Linked DNA regions of Homo sapiens: all the other regions are linked to region 2. Evidence: read pairs that join two places in POLR2A ChIA-PET (ENCODE). Cell type or tissue: MCF 10A. All regions are shown on one strand.

Evidence for each region. Peaks named below come from ENCODE experiments on the same cell type or tissue, not always from the same donor. Only the 100,000 strongest peaks of a DNase experiment are listed, where the experiment ranks them.
Region 1: POLR2A ChIA-PET joins it to region 2 with 13 read pairs; 2 of 35 experiments call an interaction of 5 or more read pairs at or near these places.
Region 3: POLR2A ChIA-PET joins it to region 2 with 10 read pairs; 2 of 35 experiments call an interaction of 5 or more read pairs at or near these places.
Region 4: POLR2A ChIA-PET joins it to region 2 with 20 read pairs; 4 of 35 experiments call an interaction of 5 or more read pairs at or near these places.

The regions. Positions count from the first base shown.
Region 1 is chr1:207,749,808-207,753,807 of GRCh38, forward strand. CD46 (CD46 molecule) reads left to right here and starts at 2,247. Exons shown (of 13, transcript NM_172351.3): 1 at 2,247-2,502. The coding sequence starts at 2,406. RefSeq lists silencers at 2,088-2,197, 2,777-3,134 and an enhancer at 2,298-2,507. In MCF 10A, no CTCF peak of the experiment used is centred here; DNase peaks (open chromatin) are centred at 2,164 and 2,934.
Region 2 is chr1:207,030,937-207,034,936 of GRCh38, forward strand. It overlaps C1orf116 (chromosome 1 open reading frame 116), which reads right to left and starts at 1,820. Exons shown (of 4, transcript NM_023938.6): 1 at 1,643-1,820. It also overlaps a transcript of PFKFB2 not described here. In MCF 10A, no CTCF peak of the experiment used is centred here; DNase peaks (open chromatin) are centred at 905 and 1,895.
Region 3 is chr1:207,392,127-207,396,126 of GRCh38, forward strand. No RefSeq gene overlaps it. Among named protein-coding and RNA genes, the nearest start is that of CR2, 60 kb to the right of the region's middle. In MCF 10A, no CTCF peak of the experiment used is centred here; a DNase peak (open chromatin) is centred at 1,695.
Region 4 is chr1:206,888,905-206,892,904 of GRCh38, forward strand. All of the region lies in intron 1 of LOC105372879 (a long non-coding RNA gene), which reads right to left. Among named protein-coding and RNA genes, the nearest start is that of IL24, 6.5 kb to the right of the region's middle. RefSeq lists an enhancer at 1,200-2,399. In MCF 10A, no CTCF peak of the experiment used is centred here; DNase peaks (open chromatin) are centred at 1,577, 1,997, 3,597, 3,917 and 1 weaker place.

The DNA.
Region 1 (4,000 bases), 720 kb after region 2:
GGCTTAACTCAGGGATAGAAATTTTACTGATTGAAAGAAAATTTCAACAAAATACCAATCTTTGAATCTAATTTGACACCCGAAACTAGGCAATCAAACATTAGCACTATTTTTTCTTCTATAGTTTATAATAAAATTTCTCATGAGAAAAAAAGACATTTTTCTTCCAAGCCTGAAAATGGATGGAGAATTTTTAATATTTATTGTTGCTGAGAACAGTAAATAGACTATCCACTTTCACAAATGAAGGCTGGCTTTGAGCCACAGAACATATCTGTTATATCACTCTTTGACACCATATATTAACAGAAATAATAATTTTCCCGCATTGAGTTTCCTATTTACCATCTCTTTAATTATACCCGCTTTAATTGCTGTCATGGAGTGTTGAATTTTATAATCCAAGATACTAAGATGTTTATCTGATATACCACCTCCACACTTAATGTCTTATAATCTCTGCCAAGAATTTAAAAATTTTTGTTGGTCGGACAGGAAGAGGAAATTCCATGGTTTGGTGAACCCAGAAATTGTTCAGTACATCTCGGTTATAAAACTGTGTTAAATACACTTAAACTCTATAATTCTATAAGACCCATTTTAGGTTTATACACTGAGCATCCAGTTCCTCACCGTCCTCTCATAGGTTAACCCTGTGTAATACAAGTTCTGCTCCCATAATTCTATGAACAAAACAGCCCTTGATATATAGGTTTGATTTTTTAAATACATTTTCTTTACTTTATTCTAAATGTAACATAAGGTCAACATAGAAAACTGAAAAGCATAAGGAAAGTGAAATATCTGTAATCTTATCAACCATTGTTAATTTTGCTGTATTCCTAGTTTCTTTTTATACATATCAATATGGTACTTTTGTTTTAATAAAAGGACTGCCAAAAGGCACATGCCAGTTTGGACTCTGCTTTTTCCACTTACAATGATATCATAGTTTCTCATATTTGGTATTCTTTTGCAATATTTGCTGCATAGAATTCCATCACACAAAGGTAACTGCCAGAAATTCTTTATTACTTTTGCTAGACACTTAGGGTTTACATTTTTTCAAAAATTAATCACATCAGAGTTTTGATCACATCAGAGCTTTGATCACAGCTCTGATGATTTCTCTGGGAACTGAGAGCCTAACACAAGTCATGTCCACTTTAAGACTTTTAACATACTGAAAAGTTATGTTACAGAGTGCTGGTCCCCCTGCAACACGTTCACTCACATTGGCTGACGTTTTAATTCTTTGCCAATCTGAGGGGAAGAAATGTCAACTCTTTGTTTGCTCTTTTAATGTCAGTCATGTCCTTTTCCTTTTACCGGTCATTCCGGTTTACTCACAATCCTACAAATCAATCCTGCTCATTCTTAATTTTCCAGTATTGTTCCTCAGATTGTTTCACCAGAAAAGTTCTCCCCCTTATCCACTCTTCACCTAACAATTTCTACCCATCCGAATCCTTCTGCATTTATTGCTTCCAGGAATTTGGCACTTAGGACACCCTTGTCCTTACATTGTTCATGCATGTATATTTCGTCTTCAATAAAAAATTTAGTTGCTCAAGGGCAAGGGCCCCATAGAGTCTCAATATTCTAATTGCCTGGTGTTGCTTAATAAATTAGATTCGGAAGGGTCCCCTCCAGGGAGGGGAGCAAAGGGCAAATTACCTTAGGGGCTGGGAGTGCAGAAGCCAAACCTTTGAGATTGTGAAAACAAGACGGCCCCGAGACGATCCAGTAGCAGGCATTCAAGCAAGAAAAACTCAAATATTGTTCCCAATAATGCCTGACTAATGCCAAATACCAAGTAAGGGCCCAGGCAGTCCTGACAGCCTGCAGTGCCCCAGGATAAAACTAACCCTGAGGGGTGCTAGCCCACGGTGACCCCCTGTCTAGACTCTGGATCTCTATTTTTAGGTCGAAGTGCTTTATTCTTGACTCCCGAATTCCCGGAAACTATTACCAAAGCAGCTTAGTTTTCTCTCCACCCTGCCTGGGTCACAAATATGACGGCGAGCCAGTCCTTTCCCGCAGGACGCCTCAGGCTTCCGGGATGGTAGGCCAAGGGCTTAGCAAGAAAAAAGGCGGCCTCGGGGAACCTGTTCTGTTAGGTTCCGCCAGGGCCTCCCCCTGACCTCTCGAAGGCCAAGGGCTGCCCATGAACGCCGAGGCTCCGCCCCGCGGCCCGCCGATTGGCCCCAGCCGCCCTGGTGACTCGACGCACTTCCGCCCCGGGCGCGGCTCGGGCCACGCCCACCTGTCCTGCAGCACTGGATGCTTTGTGAGTTGGGGATTGTTGCGTCCCATATCTGGACCCAGAAGGGACTTCCCTGCTCGGCTGGCTCTCGGTTTCTCTGCTTTCCTCCGGAGAAATAACAGCGTCTTCCGCGCCGCGCATGGAGCCTCCCGGCCGCCGCGAGTGTCCCTTTCCTTCCTGGCGCTTTCCTGGGTTGCTTCTGGCGGCCATGGTGTTGCTGCTGTACTCCTTCTCCGGTAGGACCCCGGGGCGGGTTCGCGCGTCCGCGGCGAGACTAGAGCTCTCCTCAGTCGGGCAAGAGTCGCGGGGCGGGGCTCACAGCAGGCCGTGCCTGTTTGGGGACAGGGTTCTCTGAGGGGTGCAGTGCTCAGATCCCGGGGGTATGTGGCGGGGAATGCGGGGACCACGCAGAGCCCGAGGTGAAGCTTGTTTGGTGGCGTCGTGTGCGCGGCCAGCATTTACGCAGGATCTGGCTGCGTCCCTAAAAAAAGCGTGAATCGTGTTTTCGGGATTGAGCCAGTCGGCCAGGGGAGCGCGGACTGGGCGCCCTAGGTGAGGGCTTGTTCTGGAGTGCACAGGTGCGTGGGAGTGTTGCTAGGGCCCGTGCTGTGTCCGTGGTGAGAGTTTGCCCTGTGTTCCCTTGGTGCCTTGGTGAGTGGGGTGTTCATTAGGGCTTGGACAGTACCCGCGGTAAGGGTTGCAGTGCGTCTGCTGTGCCCCATGTGCTGGGCTGGGCGAGCAGGGGCCTGGCCAGGTGTTGCTGGGAGCGTGCTGTGCGTAAGTGGCCTGTGTGCAGAGTTCACTGTGGGCAAGACAGCTCAACTGTTTGCTTTGAATGGAGTGAGCGCGGACTCTGGGGCTAGGGAGGGCATGTTGAGTGAGAGCAGGCTCTCGGTGCCTGGGGTTAGAGAGGTGGTAAGGGCGCGCCATGCTTTTTGTGCCTTCTGTGAACAGTCTCCGTGTTACCTGAGCTCCTATTAGTTTGTAAATGGCTGCTTTTTTGGGGGGTGGGTGGGCCATCGAGTCTTCTTCCTGTTCCCAACCAATATAGATAGTATCTGATTCCATTGCCTAATGGCTTTTTGACATTGTTTTCCTTCTTTTCATTACTTTGAGTCATATTTGAGAGATGTGAAACAACCTAAAAAACAATGGTAGCCAAACCTAGTGAGAAATTAGTATCCTAACAAAGGAAGGCAGATAATGTTAATCTTGTTTTCCCCTGCAGCTCATAAGCTAAAGCTTAAGGCCTATCCCACTAAATTTATTTTGTATTTCATTGAATGGAATCAATACTTTTAAAAATGCATGCTAGGCCAGGCGCAGTGGCTCACGCCTGTGATCCCAGCGCTTTGGGAGGCCCAGGCGGGGTGATTGCCTGTGCCCAGGAGTTCAAGATCAACCTGGGCAACATGGCAAAACCTTGTCTCTACAAAAAAATACAAAAATTAGCTGGGCATGGTGGTTTATGCCCGTGGTCCCAGCTACTCTGGGGGCCGAGGTAGGAGATTCACTTGAGCCCAGGAGGTGAAGGCTGCAGTGAGCTGTGATCATGCCACTGCACTCCAGCCTAGATGACAGAGTGAGACCCTGTCAAAACAAAACAAACAAACAAAAAAAAAACCCGCTAAGAAATACATGCTTATTGTGCGATACGAACAGAATCAAAAGACAGCTATTTTTAATATTTTGGCATATTTGTTTCTGCCTTCATGTGCGCGTCATGTGTATCTA
Region 2 (4,000 bases):
ACAGTTCAAGTTCTGGCATCTGGAGATGGTGGGGTGGGGAGAGGGCTCCAGCTCCATTCCAGGTTGGCTTGTCTGTACCTTCTAATCAGACCCAGGTCCCTCTCATCCTCCTCCCACGAACCCCCCACATGTCCTCCAAGAGCTTTGCCTCTCTGCCTACTAGTCAAAGAGGTTTCCTGTCTTTCAATCCAGGTGTCTTTGCTTCTTGTTGACTACCCAGAAATGTGCCTTGGGCTGGAAAATATCCTAAGAAAAATAGCAGAATGACTAAAACTTGCACAGTTTGCATATCTGTCTCCATGAACACATGGGCAAGTTTCTGTGTGTGTTTAGGCAACATTATCATCTTCCCTTTCACCAGTGTGTTTGAGGGAAGGAGCAGGTAGAAATACCCTCTGCATAGCAGAGCTTTGTTAGACACTGCCAGTGGTCTTTATTCCTAAATTCACCATCTAGGGCAGCCCTCAGTCTGTGAGTGTGGGGTGTTGGCTCTGTGGTGTGAGGTGAGCTCAAGCCTAAATCTCCAGTTGCCAGGACTGGAAAACCCATATATTCACTCAGGGCTGCGTGTGCCAGGCCCTTGAGCCTGGCACTGAGGGCTTCCCACTTCCCTCTTCTCTGCAGCAGGAGGAAAAGAGTCAAAGTTAGGGACCAAAGGGTTAAACCCCCCAAGATGGATAATGGAGAGGCAACTTGCTACTCTGACTCGACTCCTACATCTGCCTTCCTTCTGCAGGTAAATCTGCCACACAAACTGCCAACTGGGACACCTGCAGGAAAACAAACAAAGCCACCACCCTGGTCTGCTTCTCTGTCTGTGGACTCTGCCACACTACCTTGGCTTGAGCCCCACTTGGAACTCTAACTAGACTTGACATGCAGCCACGAAATATTCATGTGGGTGAGGCTCGGCACAGCCAGGTAGCTTTCTGTTTGCCAGTCTCTGTGTCTATTAACAGGCTGAGTCAGAAAGTTAATTGAGTAGAATCCAAATAAACTTGACTTTGCAGCTAGATTATCCATGGGTTTTCCAAAGATGAGCTGGTAGCTGAAGTTTTCTCCATGTGCCCCAACCTCATATCCCTTTACAAACAACCTAGTACAGCTCATGCCTAACACACCTGTACACAGAGAGCTCCATTATCACATGAGCATGATCAAACACACACACACATTGCACCCATTATTTAAATAAAGATCGACACCGAGTTGGTAAAGCCACGGGAGAATTTCCTGTTACAGTCGCTATGGAAAACCAAGATACTCTCCCCCATTTTGACTCCCTCTATTTCAACTGTTCTTTTCTAAAATCACAACTCAATTTCAATTGTTCAGAGATGGAAATTTCCAAAACAAATCTATTTTCTTTTTCTTGTTGTTTGCACAATATGCCTATCCAACCTAAAGGGATAAATGAAAAAGAAGGTGCCTCCCAGCCCCAGTCTCCACAAAAACACTACAATCTCAAGTTGCTACCAACCTGATCTGATCCCAGAATGGACTCAGAGAATTGAGGAACAGAGAGGAAATCTCCCTAGCTGGGGTATAGAGGGACACCTCCCCTCCCCTGTAGCTCTGATTTCCCATGAAACCCCTTCCTATTGCTATAGGATAAGCAATAGTTGGTTAGTGATTAACTCACCTCCACTGGGTTGGGGGCTGAAGAGAGAAAAGAAATACCCTTTTGTTTCAAAGGGCAGAGATGGAGACAGAGGCTGCTTCCCCTGCCTCCTACTGTTTTCTTCTCCTTTTGAGCTCCTCCTGACTTACCTAGATAGGTAAATGCTTCATCTGTGCTGCCTGGCCCCCACCCTGCCACTGACTCAGCCAATCCTAGCCTCCCCTCCCTACCTCTCATTCCAGCTGTTTCCTCAGGGAGGGAATGGGAGGGGAATGAGCAGGGTGGTGCTGTTCCCTCTTAGCCAATCATCTCCTACCCTCCCCTTTCCTGTTTAGAGCTAATAAAGAGCTCTTTAAAAAAGGAGGGCTGGAAGGAGGAGGAGCCGGTTTGGGCTGAGACTGGAAGGACAGGTGGCAGGGAGGGAGTAGGCAGAGATAGTATATATATTTAATGTTGATATAAAGGAACGCAGACAGTCCTCTGGGCAGTGTGCTTTTCCATAGGTCTATGTGAAACAGGTTTTTCATCTAGAACTACCTTCTTCCGCTTGGAGCTTAGTTTTCCCCTGAATTCTCTAGGCTAAACTCATTTGTGTTCAGTTTTGCTGCTAGCTTTTCTAGATGTTGAAAGTCACTTTCTTCCCCAAGCCTAATCCTAGCTCATAAGCCTAGCAATTCCATTCATGTCCACTGAAGAAGGTGTCCCCAGGCTAGGGATGCTGTAGTTGGGCCAGTCTCGCCCCAGTGCTTGCCAACAATCTCCTTGGCCTAATTTATTTCTGGGGGAAATAAAACCATTCATCCCCTAAGAGGTCCGTGTCCTGATGAAAGAGTGACTGGACAGCTTGAAAGGAGAGAGCATGCACTCTGTCATTTGGTCCTCTGCTCTCTTTTGGCTGTTCATGGAAGGTGGCAATACATATTATGAAATAAAAACAAAACAAACTACCAACCAGTTTAGCAACTCTTGTCTCCTTTCATGGACTGATACTTGGCATTCGTAGGGAGAAGAGAGTAGGTAGAAGAATCTACTATTTTTGGGAAGAAATTTCCCACCAGGTACAGAGACCACTCTTAACAGATATGATTTTTGCCTGGAAGCTGGTTTTTCCTACAGGTAGATTATCCTTGATAGGTATCAGGATTTGAGGTATTCCACTTACTAGCATTAAAAGGTCAGGGAGAAAATTTAAAATCAATGTACACAATAATTGCCAAAATGTATTAAGCTCTTGCTATTTGCTAGGTATTGTGCTGAGCATTTTCATGTATCTTTTAATTTAGTCTTTAACTTAAAAAAGTAGGCATTTGTTAATATCTAAATTTTACAGGGAGGTTAAAAATCTTTTTCAAGGCCATGTAGCTAGGAAGAGGCAGGGCAGAGATTTTAATTCAGGCAGTATAACATCAAGGTTGCTATGAATCAGCATAATGCCAATCCGCCTCTATTTTGGAAGGAATCTCAAGTGGGAATCATGAAATACACAGATAATTTGCAAGTGTAATTCTAGCTATTAGATTCGTCCTTTTCTGTTTCATTTCCTACTTAAAGCTATTAATATGTTTTATAACAAGACGACACATGGCTTTCATCTTTTCTCTTTCTGTGATCATGGTTGGATAGGAAATAAAAAGGGCAGTGATCCTGGGGCCAAGGTAAAGATGAAGTGGAGCAGGACTAATGGATAGGAAGGAGGTTGGAGGAAGCCTGGGATAACCCAGTACCCTATCAGCAGCCTATGGATATCACAGCTGAATGAGCACTTCGGGCTATGACCTCTTTCCCTGGTGTGTCATTCAAACATATATGATGTCATAATACTAACAAAACAGGAAGGGCATCTCCAAATCAGCAGTTCAGTGCAACCAGAGTCACACCCATGGATGAAGTCAATGAAGTTGATCCAGCTCCATAGGTGTGTGATTTGAACATTTGCTAAAAAAATGAATTGACTTATGAGAATTAACTTCCAAGAGGATAGTAGGCAACAGTCTTATTTGTGAACAGACACAGTTTTTCAGTTATAATAAAATTAGGATAACTAGGAGGAACCCCTATCTTTTACCAGGTAGAAGCAGGGACATAGACAAAAATCATCTTTCCCTTCCTCCCTTTCCTCTCAAAAACTTTTTCTTTTTGTAAATTATGAAATATTTCAGATACACTGACATAACAAACATAACCGTACCTAACATCCAGTTCAGGAAATAAAACATAAACATCACAGTCGAAGTTACTTACAAGCCTTGAGCCTCCCCTCCCTGCAAACACATATATGTCCTAGCTGAAATAAATCACTATTTCAAATTTTCTTTTTTCCATTCTCCATGTACTTAAATGTTTTCCCTGGAATTCATATTGTTTTTGCTTTGTTTTATT
Region 3 (4,000 bases), 360 kb after region 2:
TTAATAATTACTAAAATCTGGCTCTAGCCTTCCAATCAAGTACTATTTTGCACTCCTCCTTGTTTCTTCAGCCAAACTGGAGAACTCCTTAATCACAACCCACTCTCCATGCTTTAGCTATCTGTTTAGTTCACTCAAAGGGTCTTCCCACTCATATACTAATATGCCCAAATCTTATACATTTTTCACAGTTGAAATGTCAACCCCTACAATGACCAACTCCTCACACCAAAAGGTGGCATTATTCTATCATTAAACAGTAACTTTCCTACTGTGTACCTTCACGGCTGCACTAAGGAAACAGTACTGAAGATGATATGCTCCTTTCCTCAAGAGGCAAGTGTTAGCCCTATGAGTATGGGTTCAAGAAAAGGAGCAGCACATGCAAAGCCCTGGGGGTCAGAAGAAGCAAGCATAGCAAGATAAAATGTATGAACCAGGCTACAGAGTAGGTCAGACATGTAAGCAGAAACTATTAATACATAAGTCATTTTAGATAGCCTCTACTTTGTCATGAAGACAATGGTATAATCAGTCATAGAATACTTTGATGCAGGAAAGTAAAATGTGCCCTTGCAATGGTTTCCAAGCTATCTACACAAACTAACAATCATGCATATTCTGCAAATTATAGCTTGATCATCACTTTAAAATACTTAATATGAAAATACTTAATATGCATTATCACAATAACCATATTTATTATTGCAAGAAAAAGGAGAGCTGATAGATTAAGTGTGATTTCAAGTGCTATGACTTGTCAATAGCTTAAAACAGGCTAAATTTTGCAAAAAGAGTGTTTCATTGACAGTGACCATCAAGAATATAAGATCTTCATTGAAGGCTCTTGATCAGGAATTATATGGAGCATTTTAAGCACAAAACTCTATATGAAAAGTCACATAGAACTTCCAATTTCTAGTTCTACATATAAGGAGATGGGAAGTTACCACTTTGTCCTAATAACAAGTAAAACATATCTTAATAAATCTAAAAGAATATAAATCATATAATGTCTGCTCTCAGACTGCAGTGGAATTAAACTGCCAATCAGTAACAGAAAGATAGCTAGGAAATCCCAAAATCACGGGAGATTAAACAACACACCTCTAAGTAACACAGCAAAGACAAAAATAAAAGAGCAAAAAAAAAAAAAAAAAGACATCTCAAGGGAAATTTTAAAATATTTTGAACTAAATGAAAATGAGAGCATGACTTACCAAAAACAAGCCAAAGGCCTTACCAAATGCTTTACCAGAGAATAAATACAGATGGCAAATAAGCATGTGAAAAGATGCTCCACATCATATGTCCTTAGGAAAATGCAAAATCACACAAGGAGTTGTCATTGCACACCTATGAGAATGGCCGAAATCCCGAACACTGATAACACCAAATGCTGACGACGATGTGGAGCAACAGAAACTCTCATTTATTGTTGATGGGAATGAAAAGTGGTACAGCCACTTTGGAATATAGTTTGGCAATCTCTTGCAAAACCAAACAATCCAGCAATTGTGTTCATTCGTATTTACCCAAAGGAGTGAAAACTTATATCCACACAAAAACTTGCATACAAATGTTTATAGCAGCAGCTGTTGGAGGCGGAAAGAATGAGGGTTGTGATCAACTCAGTATGCCACTGGAGGCTGTATGAGTAAGCAGCAAACTGTTTCTCATAAATGCAGAATGTTGGCAAACTGACAAACTGCATATGCCACCCAGAAGGAATGCTGAAGGCAGTCACGCCCCTAATCTTGTGATTAAGTACATCTGAAGTCTGTTAGTAATAACATGAACCTGTGATCAATTAAGCAGCTGACCAATCGTTACCTTCTCCTCCCTGCTCTTGCTACCCAATAAATAAGAAGGGCTATAGAAAGCTCAGGGTTGCTGCCTTTGCTCACTAGAAGCTGGGAGCTCTCTTCTTCTTCCTCTGACCCCTGCCTTTAAAACAGTTTTGCTTTTTTTTTTTTTTTTTGAGATGGAGTCTCGCTCTGTCGCCCAGGCTGGAGTGCAGTGGCGCGAACTCGGCTCACTGCAAGCTCCGCCTCCCAGGTTCACGCCATTCTCCTGCCTCAGTCTCCCGAGTAGCTGGGACTATAGGCGCCCACCACCACGCCCATCTAATTTTTTGTATTTTTAGTGGAGACGGGGTTTCACCATGTTAGCCAGAATGCTCTCGATCTCTTGACCTCGTGATCCACTCGCCTGGGCCTCCCAAAGTGCTGGGATTACAGGCATGAGCCACCACGCCCGGCCTAAAACAGTTTCTTTTGTCTTAAGTTTTCATTTCTACGTTCGTCTGTCTTCATTCAGTCTTGACGGTCTCAAGTAATAACAGTAGTAACTGTTGTAGTGACAGTTTCAAGAAGTAATTGTGGCAGTCAGCCACAAGCAGCTTTATTCATAATCATCAAAACTTGGAAGCAACTAAAATGTTTTTCAGTAGGTGAATGGATAAACTTTGGGACATCCAGACAATGAAATATTATTCAGTGCTTAAGAAATGCGCAGCGTGGTAAATGGATCCAAATCTTTGAAATGAAGGGTTTTTTTTCTATCAACTAATGAGCAAAAATGTTGCTTTTCAACCATTTCTGATTTTCACAAACTTCACATGTTCCTTATGCATTAATTCAAGAATGGTTAAAAAAAAAAAAGAAAGAAAAAGAAAAAAAGGAAGGAAGGGAGAAATGAGTTACCAAGCCATGAAAAGACATTGAGGAAACTTCATTAATTTAAAGACGCCAATTTGAAAAGGCTACATGCTTATGATTCCAAGTATATGACATTTTGGAAAAGGCAAAACTATGGAGACAGCAAAAGGGTCAGATGTTGTTCGGAATCAGGAGGTAGAATGAATAGGCAGAGCACAGAGGATTTTTAGGGCAGTGAAACTACTCAATGTGATAGTACTATAACGAAGGGCTTGGGTTTACTATCTGGTTTGCATGGTTTTGTTGGATCATTAGCTGTTGTCATGTAGATAAGAGGCTCACATGTCATTACACATTTGTCCAAATCCATAGACTGTACAACACCAAGAATCAACCCTAATATAAACTGTGGACTTTGAGTAATAATGATACGTCCATGTAGGTTCATTGATTGGAACTAATGTACCACTCTGGTGGAGAATGTTGATAATAAGGAAGGCTATGGATGTATAGGGGCAGGGAATACATGGAAACTCTCTGTAACTTCTGCTCAATTTTGCTGTGTACCTAAAACTACTCTAAAAAGTAAAGCTTATTTTCCTTTTGCTACGCAAAGCAAAGAAAAAGTTATATAAAACTCTACATAAGTGATAACACTGATGCTTCTCATTTAAAATTTTAAAAATCTTTGGAAATTTTATATAATTCAATATATGAGGCCTTTCCTAATTCATGTTTTTTAAAAATAATGGCTATATGATATTTTTAACATAATGAATTCTTTTCATCAAGCCTCAAATAGGGGCGCCAAAATACTTCCCATTTATCCCAGGATGACATAGACATATCACTGTTTTCTATTTGTGCTCAGATTGAAAACAGTTGAAGTATTTGGGGGAAGAAAGAAATCCAGACCCAAAGGAATACACCATTTCATAAATACAGAATTAACTGATTTTGTTAACTGAATAAAGCAAATATGATTCAAGTAGAAATGCATGTAGGTAGCCAGCAAATGGCTACAGATCTACAGAGTATCATCTGTTTTTTTAATATAAAATTTGAGTTATTTTAATGAACTGAACTCTCACTCATACATAAAATGCCTTTCTCAGGATTCGGAACTCTGGGTTTTTACACTCTCTTTCTCCTTGCTAATTCAAATGCAAGAAAGGTACATTCCTCCGACATCTTGCAGAACTCCTTAGGGCATCGGAATCACAGCAGGTCAAATGGCAAATGCAGAAGCCAGAGGCAGAAGGAAGATGGGTGTGTTCAGTGGCCTGTCAGAAGGCAGGTGGCTGATTGTCTCAGGGATTAGCAGGGAGTGAAATGAGCCC
Region 4 (4,000 bases), 140 kb before region 2:
TACATGGACTTTTACCCATAGAAATAACCAATTAAAGATCACACAAAAGGAAAAAGCAATTGAATTATCCTCCTCCTTAAATACATTTCATTTACCTGGTTTTGAAATTAAAAATTGATTCATGAACATTTAATGAACATTAATTTCATGAACATATACATTCTATAAACCCCTCCCACCCACCCAGCATACTGGTTTGCAAAAGTAGAACAAAAGAGCAATGGGTTGTGGGGAGAGGAGGGAGGAACTTTCCTTATCAGAAACCAAAAATGATTTGGTGGCTGAGGAATAATATGATCAGACTTGTGCATTTAGAAGAATCTCCTAGATGAGGGACAGGGATTTTAAAGGGGAATGAAACTGGAAGAGAGTCTATAAGATAGACGGGATAGGGATCATTTTCCTTCTTGGACAGAATGAGGCACGTGGCACAGAGAAAGTAAGTGGCTTGTTCAAGGTAGCAGGATATGGCTGCTCTAAGGATAAGACTATGATATCCTCATCCACAGATCCAGAACTCTCTCCTGTGCTGGCCTAATCGCAGATTCTGTTTCCCTGGCTTTCTATGTCCAGACAGGTGGTCATAGCATCACTTTTTGGGTTTTTACTCTTACGCTGGGAACACGTGCAAAGCAGATCAGTATTTAATAATGCCATTGGATGCAGGCCACATCTCAGCCTGTGGCCATTGCCTGAGCAAAAATGAGAAATATTTGGCAAAGATCTTTGGGCAAATAGCCTGGGAGACAATTTGACCTTGTACATAATTAGATTTGTGAACCAGTCTAATTACATAGTAGTAATTATACGACTAGACTCACACCAGTACTTTCCACCACCAAATGTGTGAGATTTTTTCTCACACTAACCAATTCTTCATTCTCGGTGGACACCAAATGGATGGCTACAACTCAATTAAAGTCCGACACTATTTACCAGGGGATAGCATCAGATCCCACGGGTTAAGGGTTCAATCTCACAAGACTGCTCCCATTTCAGACAGCAATGACAAGTCCCAGTTATCACCTGTGCTTCTGACCGAACAGCCATAAATCGGAGGTTCCCATGACACCGTCTTCTGGTTTGATCATACGCTAAAATGGCTCACAGAAACCAGGAAAATAATTTACTTATCAGATTACCATTTATTATGAAAGGATACAACTCACGAACAGCTAGATGGAAGAGATGCATTGGGCAAGGTATGTGGAAAGGGGCACAGAGCCTCCTTGCACTCTCTGGGGCACCCCCCTCCCAGTACCTGCATGTGTTCACCAACCCAGAAGCTCTCCAAACCTCTTCCTTTAGGGTTTTTGTGGAGGTTTCATTACAGAGGCATGACTGATTAAATCATGAGGCATTGATCATTGACTCAGCCTTCACTCTCCCTCCTCTTCCTGGAGGTGGGATGGGGTGGGGTGGGGTGGAGTGAGTAGGGCTGAAAGCTCCAACCCTCTTATCTCATGGTTGATTCCCTGGCAAACAGCTCCCATCCCTAGGCTATCCAGGAACCCCCAGCTGTCAGTCACGCGTTAGCATAAAAAAGACACTATCATTGGTGAGATTCCAAGGGTTTTAAAAGCTGCCAAGAAAGGGAGAGGGTTATGTCACACCAGTCAAATAAAATTCACTATTTCAACAAATGCTTACTAAGCTCCTGTCCTGTGCCAGCTTCTGAGGGGAATTCTGACATGGATAATACTCAGTTCTAGTGCCCAGGGAGTTCACAGCCTGGTGAAGGAGACACAACCAGGGTGCAGGGAAGGATCGCCTGGGTGCCATCAAAGGGGGACTAGCAGCACTCCTAGGAGCACAGGAGAGGGGAGATTAACACTGTCCAGAAATCCGAAAATCTCTTTGTAGGTGTGGAGAGTGGACCTGGATAGGAGGAAAGGGAGGGTGCTATTTTAGGAGTACAGTAGTCTCCCTTTATCTGTGGTTTCACTTCCTGTGATTTCAGTTACTGACGTCAACAGTGGTTTGAAAATATTTATTACATGGAAAATTCCGGAAATAAACAATTCATAAGTTTAAATCGCGTGCTACTCTGAGCAGCGTGATAAAGTCTCGTGCCATCCCGCTCCGTCCTGCCTGGAACGTCAGTCCTCCCTTTGTCCAGCGCATCCGACTGTCACAATACAACAGTGCTCATGTTCAAGTCACCCTTATTTCACTTAGTAACAGCCCCACAGCACAAGAGTAGTGACGCTGGCATATTGTTATAATTGTTCTATTTCACTATTTGTTATTCTTGTTAATCTCTTTGTGTTTAAACTTCATCACAGATATGTATGTATAGGAAAAGAAAAGACATCGGATACATGGGGTTTGGTACTATTTGCAGTTTTAGGCATCTACTGGGCATGATCCACTGATCAATGGTCTTGGAACGTGTCTGCCATGGATAAGGGGAGTCTACTGTATTGATTCTGATTAATGCCTGAGAATGGGATGTTATTTCATTCACACGGAAGCCTTTTTCCTTTCTTCCATTCTTTCTTCCTTTTTAAAAAAATCTCCTTCAGAAAAAAAAGCAACCCTGGATATATGAGACAGGGGGCAGGGTGACACAGGGGAAATAAACCACAGTCCTTTACCTGGATCTACTCAGAAGACTCTGTAGCTACTATTTCCCCAACATGTACCATGCCATGTATTTATTTGAATACTCATGTCCTTGTGACTCAAAGTTGATGTTCTACAGGTCGTGGGAGGTCCAGGATCCTGACTCTTGGGAGGCAGTTGCAGTTCAGAACTGGCTTTCTCTTGTGGTTCTTTTTCCTGCAATTGTACAGGAGGCTTGGCTTAGAAAGTGAGACCCTGGCCCTTCTTCTCTCCCCCCCATTCCTGTCTGCAGCCCTGTGGGATCAGTAGCACCCTAGGTCCCCTTGGGAGCCCTGAAGTTGTATTTACATAGCTTGTTCCCATTGATTTGCATGAATTATTACACGAAAGAACAATCAGTGGTCCTCTTTCTTCTAGCGGCTTCCAGAACCACCTGCTCTTTGGTCCTGTCCAGTAACTATGTGGATGCCGAATGTGGAGGCTACCAGGGTCTCCATCAATCACCTCTCCCGGCTTTATTTTTGCTGGTGAATTCCTAGTCAGGCTTCAAATTTCAGATCGAATGTCACTTCCAATGGAAAGCCTTCCCGCATCTTCCAGCACTGTGCCAGCACTGAGGGAGATTCTGCCTCATCTTGCTGTTGCCACAGGCTCCATCCTTCTGCTAATAGCACCTGTCTTAGTTTGCTTTTGGTTTCTTATAACAGAATACCTGAAATTCGGTAATTTATAAAGAAAAGGAATTTATTTCTTATAGTTATGGAGGCTGGGAAGTCCAAGGTCAAGAAGCCACATCTGGTGAGGGCTCTCTTGTTGGTGGAGACTCTGCAGAGTCCCGAGGTGGCACAGAGCATCATATGGAAAGGGGGCTGAGTATGATAGCTCAGCTTTGTCTTCTTCTTGTTTTAAAGCCACCAGTTCCATTCCCATGATAACCCGTGAATCCATGAATAGATGAGTCAATCTGTAAGGGCAGAACCCTCAAGACCCATTCGCCTTTTAAAGGTCCCACCTCTCAATACTGCCACACTGAGGATTAAGTTTCAACATGAGTTTTGGAGGGAATGTTCAAACCATAGTGGTACCCATGACACAGTGTTGCCATTTATCTGTTTGCAAGTGTATCTCCACTCTACTGAGTCATTAAAGCACAAGGACTGTGTCTTAATTTATTTTAAAATAGCTTTTTAAATATATAATTTACATACCATAGGTTATCTGTTTAAAGTGCACAGTTCAATTTTTTTTTTAAATATAGACACAGAGTTGTGCAACCATCACCGTATCTAATTTCAAAACATTCTGTTACTCTCCAAAGAAACATTGTATTCCTTAGTAGTCACTCCTTTCCTCCCACCCACCCTATTCTTAACTCTCAGCCCTGGGCAACCATTCATCTATATTCTGTGTCTATAAATTTGCCTTTTCTGGACAT